Regions from separate parts of the Homo sapiens genome. Here region 2 is linked to region 1. The links are chromatin loops, found by intact Hi-C in ENCODE. Cell type or tissue: heart right ventricle. All regions are shown on one strand.

Region 1 (5,000 bases):
ACTTCTGGTCTCACACCTTTCAGATAAGGGATACTCAACCTATATTTTCTTCCTGGCTGTGATGGCTAATGTTAGGTGTCAACTTGATTGGGCCATGGGGTGCCCAGGCATTTGGTCAAACATTCCGGGTGTGTCTGTGAGGGTGTTTCTGAATGAGGATAACATTTGAATCAGTAGACTGAGTAAAGCCGACTGTCTTCCCTAACATGGGTGGCCTCATTCAACCAGGTGAAGGCCTGTACAGAAAAAAAGGGCTAAAAAGGGCTGACCCTCTTCCAAATAAAAGGGAAGTCCTCCTGCCTGACTGCCTTGAGGTGGGACATTGGTCTTTTCCTGCTTTCGGACTTAAACTGAAACATCCACTCTCCTTAGGTCTCAAGGCTACAAGCCTCCGGTGTGCAACAATACCATCTGCTTTCCTGGTTCTCCAGCTTGCCAACTACAGATCTTGGGACTTGTCAGCCTCCATAATCACATGAGCCAATTCCTTATAAGAAATCTCTTTGTGTGTATTGGTTCTGTTTCTCTGGAGAATCATAATACACAGGCCTATCATATCAGATATGGCAGATCCCAAATCCTGATGGTCTCTTCAGTTTCTTAAAATCTTAGCAAAGTTCTTAGGGCTTGCCTGGTTTACTCCACAAGAGAGAAGACACAGGCAGCTTAGGACCTGGCAGGCTATTTATTACTGGAGCAGTTAAGAGATGGTTTGCACAGTCAGTTCCCCAGCCAGGAACTCTCTAGGACAGAATATTCCCACGCTGTCATGAAGAAGGGGGCACTAAGAGCAGCCTCATCTCTACCCCCACGAGAATGCCACACAAATTTTACCTCACATATGTCACTATGCAGAGACTGGGAAGCCTTCTTCCTAATAGTTCTCACCTGTGTCTCCTAACTCAAGTACTAAGCTGACTTGTAAATGCCGGGGTCACTTGGAACAGGAATCTAGCCATGTCACAACTCAGTCTGAATGAGTTGGTCCCCCAGCAAAGGCCAGGAAAGGGGCAGAGGCTGGAGGTTGAGAAATAAGCGTATTGTTCACAAGAGGGATTAGCAGGACCCCGTTCCTAGCATATATGCTAGTAAAGGATTATCAATACCTATATTGATGGCAAACGAGATTCAGACAGTGGTCTCCCATCTGCTCCACTTCTGACTTAAAATTTTCCAAGTGTGCTTTGATCTGATGACTGGAGGACTGAAGGACAGAAGACGCCAGATGCGGAGGTATGGACTATGCTGTTATGTTACATTCCTGCCTCTGCTTATTTTCATGGGTCAAGGGTTGAAAAATGTTCACCCGATGCAGGGACAGCTCATGCCTGTATTTCCAACACTTTGGGAGGCCAAGGCGGGAGGATCATTTGAGCTCAGGAGTTAGAGACTAGGCTGGGCAATGTAGAGAAACTCTGTCTCTACAGAATATACAGAAAAATTAGCCAGGCATGGTGGCACACACCTGTGGTCCCAGCTACTCGGGAGGCTGAGGTGGGAGGATCACTTGAGCCCAGGAAGTCAAGGCTACAGTGAGTGATGATCATGCCATTGCCCTCTAGCCTGGGTGACAGTGAAACCTTGTCTCCAAAAAATAAAGCCAACCTTGGCAGCACTACAGTTGTATGAAGCACATTCATGTGAGACAAAGACACAGGTAACACTTTCTTTTCTTTTTTTTTTTAGAAATAAATAGGTTTATTCTAAAATTAATCCAAATAATTGAAATTATAGGGAAGGATATTAAGAAGAGAAAAGATTACAAGACAGAGGAAAGCATAAAAGAAAATAAGGTAATTAAAACTTCAAATCAGGAAAAAGGTTCTCAAAAATCTGACTTTGCCTACCCAGGTACAGTTGGTGGCTATCAAATTAGGACTCAGTAATTACTTGTGTCACTGAGTGAAAGCTGCTCATTGCTGCCAAGAACCTACAGAGAAGGCCAAGGGGCTGACGTACAGCTGTATGGAGCAGCAATAAGCACCCCAGACACGACTTCCTAGATAAGCCAGGCCTCCTCATCCAAGTACATCCTGGATCCTCTTTCTCTCTGGTTTCCAGGTACTCAGGAACTAGGCCATTTGGCAGAAAACTGTAGCAAAAAAGCAATCCTTGGCTTGACTCTGGCAAAGTCTGAATGGGCTAAAAGCCAAAAGGAAAAGCTGGGTTATCTGAATGACAGCCTTCAGATCCTGACTAACACTTTGGAAAAACTTCTCGTTTCTTATTCATAATAGAATAAGATCTCCAGCAGTTACATGTGTGTGAAGATTATCTGAGGAGCTCTGTTAGCCCCTAAACCAAATGCAGGGTTTGAGGCCAATGCCCTTTGGTTAGACAGAACCACACTGCCCAGATGGCTAGAGACCACCCAGATAACTCAATCCATCATTAAGTTATTGTAAGCAGCAAACTGTAAGCAGAAGTGGATGATGAAGATGGAAAAAAATATAAGATAGGGCCTGTCCCTGGCAAACTAAGAACCTGAATTTCAGACCTCTCTGAAATAGGTACGACTACCACTGCTGGTGCAAGGACCAATCAGCGACCTATTGAAGTGCCTGGAAATGAGATGGATTGCTGCTTAACTGTGTCTCTTTCATTGGTCTTGGTATCAGTGGGCACACACGATTGTTTCACCACCAGGGGGCAATCTCTCACCAGGAGCCCATTCAAGCATGGCCACTGCCCCATTTGTCATCTCGTGTGTGCCCAAGTAATCAAATGAATGCAACCATCCACAGTAATTACAATTAGGGTCATTTAACTATTTAATTGCTTTTTGAGATTATTGCTGAAATTAGGAAGGGAGCATTGAAATGGGAAGGGGGAGGTTAGAGAAGACAGAGATTTAAAAGAAGCAAGTACCATTTTCCAAGTATAAAACTCGTAATATTAAAAGTGACATAGCAGTATATTCACATGACTACTTAAGTCTAATGCAGAAACAAGACAGTACAGTTTTTGCAGAGGCCGATGTGACATCTGCATGCGACATGATACTATTAAGTGTCTCTACCCACCTCTGCTACAGAGTAGCTGCTATATGCACACATACACAAAAATACACAATGAAAAGCCTACAAAAGTGTTAAGTCAAACTAAGGCTCTTAATTGTAAATTAAAGTGGCTACAGTAGGTCCCTTTGAAAAACACCATCTCCCCTGGCACCAATGTTGTCACAGCACAGAGGAAGCGAGTGGCTCGGGGTCTGGTTCTGGGGAGACGCTCTACAGGGGCACATGCTTCTCCATCTTGGCAGCTGGCAAGCCACAGTGGTGTCTGCTGGGTGGCTCTGGGTTCCTGGACCTCATTCAACATAATGCACTGACCAAACAGCTCTGACCACAGCTACTCTCAAAGAGGTGCCTGCCAGGTCTCCCTCTGACACACACACATACACACACTACCCACTCTTGGAACCCACAATGCACTGCTGGGCAAACAGGAAAAACACACACACACACACACACACACATAAATGCCACACCAGCCCTGAATGGCGTGGCCAGCTAGTCACAGTTGTTGGGTCAGTAGTACAGTGCTCAAGAACAATTCAGACTAACATGCCAAGGAGCCTGAGGAAAAGTCTGGTAGTCATGGCTCTCCCAGCCAGCATTCCCAGTGGGGGAAACTAGAAGACACCAGCCTGGAGAGGCTGAATATTCAGGAGTCCCTGAGATGGGGAATGGAACAGAGGAAAGTGTCTTTTGACTCATCTTAAGTACTCCCCTCCCCAAATAGAAACCTCAAAGACTGATCCATTTCCCCTAGGGCCTGGGCCAGGAGTAGCTCACTGCTCACTGCTGAGGAGAAAGGCACAAGATATAATGTCATAAGAGCAGGACAGTGGCTCAGCCTACAGAGTTCCCTATAGGGGAAAGAAGGCAGGAAATAGGCGCAGGGTCTGGTCCTGTCCCTGCACCACCCTGAGCAGCTAGTCTTGGGAAGGGATTACAGGCCCTGGGCCATAGGCTGCTCGCCATTCTGCTTTCCTATCCTGTTTCTCTCCCTGTGCTGCTCCCTTTTAGCCAGGGCTGAGAAATGTTCAGCACCTGAGGCAAAACTGCCATAGTACCTCTGAAAGCTGAATCAAGGGGGAAGAGGCAGAAGAACACACTAATAGAGAAAATTTTCCTTGCTACGGGTGCTCTTTCACACCCACCTAGGGTAAGTCAAGGCAACTTGTGAAGGTGCTTTGAGCTGTTCCTTCAAGCAAACACATTTTCATTACATAATGGCTTAACGCAAGGGTGCAGGGAAGGACCACCACCAACTTTGGTGACATATTTGAATCTGGGTGTTCATCCTACTCTGATATTCAAAAAAGCATAGAAAAAGGTCTGATTTCTGCTCATCACCAGCCCAGGATAGGGTTCAGGTGTGCTCTGACCACTGCCAATTCAGGAAGGCGGCACCATGGCCAAAAGCTCCCAGATTATTTGGAAACCATGTTTTCTTCCTAGTCCATGGTAACAAGAAAAAGCCAATGGAAGCATCATTCCAAACAATAATCTCCAAAGATGGTGGCAACCAAGTGTCAAATGGGGACTGCAGGCACAGAAGAGACCACCCCAAACCCTGCCTGGGTGGACGAAGCAGGTATGCTAGAATAGTCCTGTCCTGCAGAATAGGGAACGGCAGCTTGGTCGATCTGTGCCCTGGAAAAAGAAAATGAGTTGCAATAGAAGTGACTCTAAGACAGACAATGAACCTACTCTTAAGAGAGACAGGGCCAGGCACGGTGGCTCACGCCTGTAATCCCAGCACTTTGGGAGGCTGAGGCGGGGGGGCGGGTATCACCTGAGGTCAGGAGTTCAAGACCAGCCTGGCCAACACGGTGAACCCGTCTCTACTGAAAAAGAAAATTGAAAAATTAGCCAGGCGTGGTGGTGGGTGCCGGTAATCCCAGCTACTCGGGAGGCTGAGGCAGAAGAATCGCTTGAACCCAGTGGGTGGAGGTTGCAGTGAGCTGAGATCATGCCACTGCACTCCAGACT
Region 2 (5,000 bases), 420 kb after region 1:
GACACGATCTCAGCTCACTGCAACCTCTGCCTCTTGGGTTCAAGTGATTCTCCTGCCTCAGCCTCCCAAGTAGCTGGGATTACAGGCGCATGCCACCACGCCCGGCTAATTTTTGTATTTTTAGTAGAGACGGGGTTCTCCACGTTGGCCAGGCTGGTCTTGAACTCTTGACCTCAGGTGATCCGCCCGCCTCGGCCTCCCAAAGTGCTGAGATTACAGGCGTGAGCCACCTGGCCCGGCCTGGAGCTTGTATTTCATCCTACAGGCAATGAGAGGCACTGAAGGGTTTCAGTGAGGGGAGTGATGCCATCCCATCTAGCTCCTGAGAGGAGTGGATTCTGGGGGGCCAGGGTGGAGGCAGGGAGGCCTCCACAGTTGTCCAGGAGAGAGATGATGGTGGCTGGGACCAGGTGGTGACAGAAGAGATGGGGAGGAGCAGGTGGATTCTAGAGAGCCATTTTGGAAGTGGGATCCACATGGCTGGTATGAGGTTGGATGTTGTGGTGTTGAGGGAGGAAGGAATCAGGAATCAGGGGCTTGGCTGCAGACAGAACGCTGGAGAAGGCGCAGAGGAGTTCAGTCTTGATGAATGGAGCCGGAGATGACTGTGAGGGAGCCCACGGGAGACGCACGGTAGGCCGGTGGGTGCAGGGGTCCAGAGTTCTGAGGACTGGTCTGGGGTAGACAAAGGCCGGGCACCATGGGCATTGGTGGCTTTTAAGCCCCAGGATGGGTGAGACCCTCCAGGAGAGGCAAGTAACCGCAGGGGAGAAGAGAAGTCGAAGCACAGCCTTGGAGGGCGGGCTTCGAGGGGAGGGGAGGCCTGGGGCAGGGGGAAGAGGCTCAGAAGACAAAGAGGACTGAGCAGGGGCCCAGACGGCGGAAGGGAAGCTTAGCCGCACGAAAGCTAAGAGGTGGGGAGCATTTCAATCGTGTCAAAGGCTGCTGTGCGGCCAGGCAGGGCTGGAGCCAATTTGGTAACACGGAGTCTCTCCTATACAACCCAAGCCAGGGCAGACGCCATGGTGGGTGGAGGCAGGAGGCACACAATGGAACCGGGTGAAGGGTGACCGTGAAGCGGGGAGTGTAGGCACCACGGACAACTGCTGTGGAGAAGGTGCGGCAGCTGGAGGGGAGAGGGCTGGCTGTGAAGATGAGGGCACAGGGCAGAGTGGCGTTCACCTATGGGGTGGCTGAGGGGGAGTACGTGGGGGAACGGAGGACAGGCAGGGCTCCGAGCTTTCCAGCCTCTGTTCCTTCCACTTTCACCTTGTGTCTGCAGTTACCCCATAATAACCACCCCTAACTCAGATGAGGACAGCTGAGTCCCAGAGAAGATCCCAACGTCACAAGGCGGGGGCTCTGCCTAAGCTGGCTCCGCGCACAGCAGGCTGTTTGGAGTCTGCCAAGACTCATGCAAAGGTCATGTGGGCCCCTTGACCAAATCTGGACGTCCTTCCCTCCATGCCAGGTTGGCACTGCCCAGCCCCAGCAACCCCCCCATCCCCACCCATCCGAGGCAGTGCCACAGAGGACAGCAGACAGACCAGGCACGGTCAGAGAGATCCATTTTGAAGGGGCTTGACCCTCCTACTGTCGCGGGAGGGGGCTTTTAAAGGAAAAGAACACAAAAATACAAATGCAAAAATTAGGTCCGGGCCTTGCAAGGGTCTGAAACTTAAGCTTCAATTAGCCTCAGGGCAGCTCCGCCTCTGACTGCAGTGACCTTGAAGAAGTGACTTCACCTCTCCGAGCCCCGGTTCCTCATCTGAAAAGGGAGCCGTCAGTATAGTGCCAGCGGGAGGGCTAACTGAGGTAACTGTGCAAAATGTTTATCACAAAGCAGCGTCCCAGTGAGCGATGGACAAACGGTGGCAGTGGCTCTTATAAACCGGGCTCCCTGGGGCTTGGAGTGGGGTGGGGTGGGATGGGGGAAGGGTGAAGCAGTGGGTGGGCGGATGGCGGGGGATAAAGGTGGGGGAGCCGCTCTCTCCCTGAGCCCAGGAACAGCAGTAATCCCTTGGTTTAGCAGTGCAGCACCGCGGTAAGGCGGTGATGGTGTGCGGGGCCCATCCTGACTCTCCTGCCCACGCACCAGGCCTCGCCTGGCACCAAATGGGGGCCCCCCGCGTTTGGTGGCGCCCCACAATTTACCAAGCAGGCACATCCCACCCTTCCCACCAGCAGCAACAGAATGAGGCCACTGGACAGAAGCCCAGCGAGGGGACGGGACAGATGGGAGGGGACACATCCCGCTGAGGGCAGAGCCCTGGGTAACCCCCACCCCGCCCGACCACAGGGCCTGGGCAGGAGCTCGCGCCGGAGCGTCTCTGTCTCACTAGGCTCTTGTCCCGGCCCCGGCGGCGGGACCGGCAGTGCGGGGAACAGGGGAGAGGGGCGGGTCCCCCTTGGCGGCGACAACGCCACCCGCCCGGCGGGAACACTCACTGCCGCCTCCAGCCTCGGTCTTCTTGCTCCGCAGCCCGTCTGCTCTTCGGCTGACTCACCCGGGTCGCCCTCCGCGCGCTTTCCCACGAGGGCGGGCGCCTGGGCCTCTGCCTCCAGCCCAGCCGGCCGGCCTGGCGCGCTCACCTCACCGGGCTCCGTAGGTCCTGCCATGCCTGGGGCCTCCGCTGAGCGCCTGGGCTGTGCCAGGCGCCCGGCCAGGCGCGGCGGGGCGGGCGGGACTGGGCACCGCGCCGCACAGACCACTATGCCCCTTCGCTGCAAACAAGATTGCGAAGCTAGAGGCAGGCAGGCAGGCACGCCGACTCCAAGTCCAGTGCTCTTTTCCTCTGCCTCAGCCTCCTCCTGCTGACAGCAATCAAGAAAAGTACCCTTTCCAGCCTCATTTATTAAGCATCTATTACGTACACCGGGCACTGAGTGAAAGGGTCCAGAGGGGGCTTCTGTCCCCTGGAAGCTCACAGTCTAAGAGAAGGTGGATAACAGGGAACACGGTGTAAGGACCCTGAGAGAGGCTGACTGGGCTGGAGAAATCCTCCAGGCTGGCTTCCTGGAGGAGGAAGCCTAAAGAATTAAGCAACTTTTTTTTTTTTAGGCGGAGTCTCCCTCTGTCGCCCACGCTGGAGAGCAGTAGCGAGAACTCGGCTCACTGCAACCTCCGCCTCCCGGGTTCAAGCGATTCTCCTGCCTCAGTCTTCTGAGTAGCTGGGATTACAGGTGTCTGCCACCACATTCGGCTAATTATTGTATTGTCAGTAGAGACGAGGTTTCACCATGTTGGCCAGGCTGGTCTCGAACTCCTGGGCTCAAACAATCTGCCTGCCTTGGCCTCCCAAAGTGCTGAGATTACAGACATGAGCCACCACACCCAGCCAACGTTTATTTTTAAATGGTAGTGGAGAGGATGCTTTATGGCCCGGAAAGATGTTCTGGTTTCATAAAAGAAGTAGTTTACAGAACAGTTCACATTGTGTGAATCTTCTAAGTGCACATAAATGCATGTGCACATAAATACCTAAGTGCAGGGGACAGGAAGAATGTACCCCCAAAATATTAACCATGGTTATATCTAGATCATGGGGTTACAGGGGATTTTTCTCTTCCTGTATATACCGTTATATAGTCTGCAAATTTTCTACAGCGAATAGGCATTCATTTTGTGTTTAAAAAGCACAATACGGGATGGGCACGGTGGCTCACGCCTGTAATCCCAGCACTTTGGGAGGCCGAGGCGGGTGAATCACCTGAGATCAGGAGTTCAAGACCAGACCAGCCTGGCCAACATGGTGAAACCCTGTCTCTACTAAAAATACAAAAATTAGCCGGTGTGGTGGCAGGCGCCTGTAATCCCAGCTACTTGGGGGGCTGAGGCAGGAGAATCGGTTGAACTCAGGAAGTGGAGTTTGCAGTGAGCCGAGACCGCGTCATTGCACTCCAGCCTGGGCAACAAGAGTGAAACTCCATCTGAAAACAAAAAAAAAAAACAAAAAAAGCACAATAGCACAATACATAAGAACTAAGCAGGCAGGGGAGGGGGGCAGGGGGGTGTGTGGGAATTGGCTGCATTTCATCAAAGAGTGGGTAGAGGAGAGGGAGAAGAAACTGTACAGGCCCTGAATGTTAGGAGACACTTCCACCCGCTGGCCTCAGAGCTCCACCAAGCATAGGACAGTCAAGTGCGGCGACAGGGCTAGGAATCATCCTAGATGTGGAAACTGAGGCTCAATAAGGTCATGTGCTGGTCAGGGTTGAGCTGGGAGCAGGACCTAGGTGTGCTGCCCCCCATACCCCAGCCTAACTGGTACTAATTTAAACAACCCTCCTGCTCCCCCACCTCTGCCCTCAGGGAGTTTCCTTGGCTGCACTTTCCCATCAAGGACGATTTTCCCAGCAGGGTGGGTCCCTCCAAATTTTTGTTACTGACCCCACCATCCCTGATGGGGCAGCTCAGGACCTGAGGCAGGTACAGGCAGAGAAAGGGTATGTGACCTTAGATCTTCCAGTGGGGAAGGAAAGGTCGGACAGGGACAGAGAGGACAGAAAAACGGAGCTGAGGGGTGGGGTGGGAGGGCAGGAGTAGGCAAGAATAGGCTGGGAAGGTTGGGCTGGAAGCTCCCCTGGGAGGGAGGCTGGTGTGGCCAAGACAGGAGCTGGGGGGAAGTGGCCCTGCGCTTGGAGCCTCCCTCACTCCTCATAACCCCAGCGCTTTCTGGCTCTGAAACAGCAGCCTTGGTCAGGGAGTGTTTGCAGCGCAGGTTGGTGGGAGAATGATTGGGGGATGGGGGCATGAACACGGGAGCAATGGGAGAAGGTCGGGGAGGCCTTGTAGTTTTGTAACATCTCGAATCATGAGGAGATGATCTCAGCTTTAGATTGCCCATTTCCCATTCCCTAAAGATATGTGGGGTGATCTGTGGGCAAACAGGCACAGATCGCTCCTGCCACCCCTGACACTCCTGACACCCAGAGTAAACGGAAAGGGCCAGGAGAACATGCTGGTGTCTTAGCTGTTTGTCCCTCCTGATGGCCAAGGC

The links. Hi-C counts contacts between places; a loop is a spot of excess contacts. Peaks named below come from ENCODE experiments on the same cell type or tissue, not always from the same donor. Only the 100,000 strongest peaks of a DNase experiment are listed, where the experiment ranks them.
Region 2: a loop joins it to region 1, with 4 times the contacts of the local background. A loop is called at or near these places in 42 of 110 quality-filtered maps.

What each region holds. Positions count from the first base shown.
Region 1 is chr10:70,877,858-70,882,857 of GRCh38, reverse strand. SGPL1 (sphingosine-1-phosphate lyase 1) reads right to left here. Exons shown (of 15, transcript NM_003901.4): 15 at 1,674-5,000. It also overlaps a transcript of PCBD1 not described here. Among named protein-coding and RNA genes, the nearest start is that of PCBD1, 8.2 kb to the left of the region's middle. In heart right ventricle, CTCF peaks have their summits at 2,443 and 2,644 (motif pointing right); a DNase peak (open chromatin) is centred at 2,647.
Region 2 is chr10:70,456,015-70,461,014 of GRCh38, reverse strand. It overlaps a transcript of PALD1 not described here. Among named protein-coding and RNA genes, the nearest start is that of NODAL, 17 kb to the right of the region's middle. RefSeq lists an enhancer at 4,765-5,000. In heart right ventricle, no CTCF peak of the experiment used is centred here; a DNase peak (open chromatin) is centred at 2,514; H3K4me3 peaks cover 1,604 bases; H3K27ac peaks cover 3,109 bases.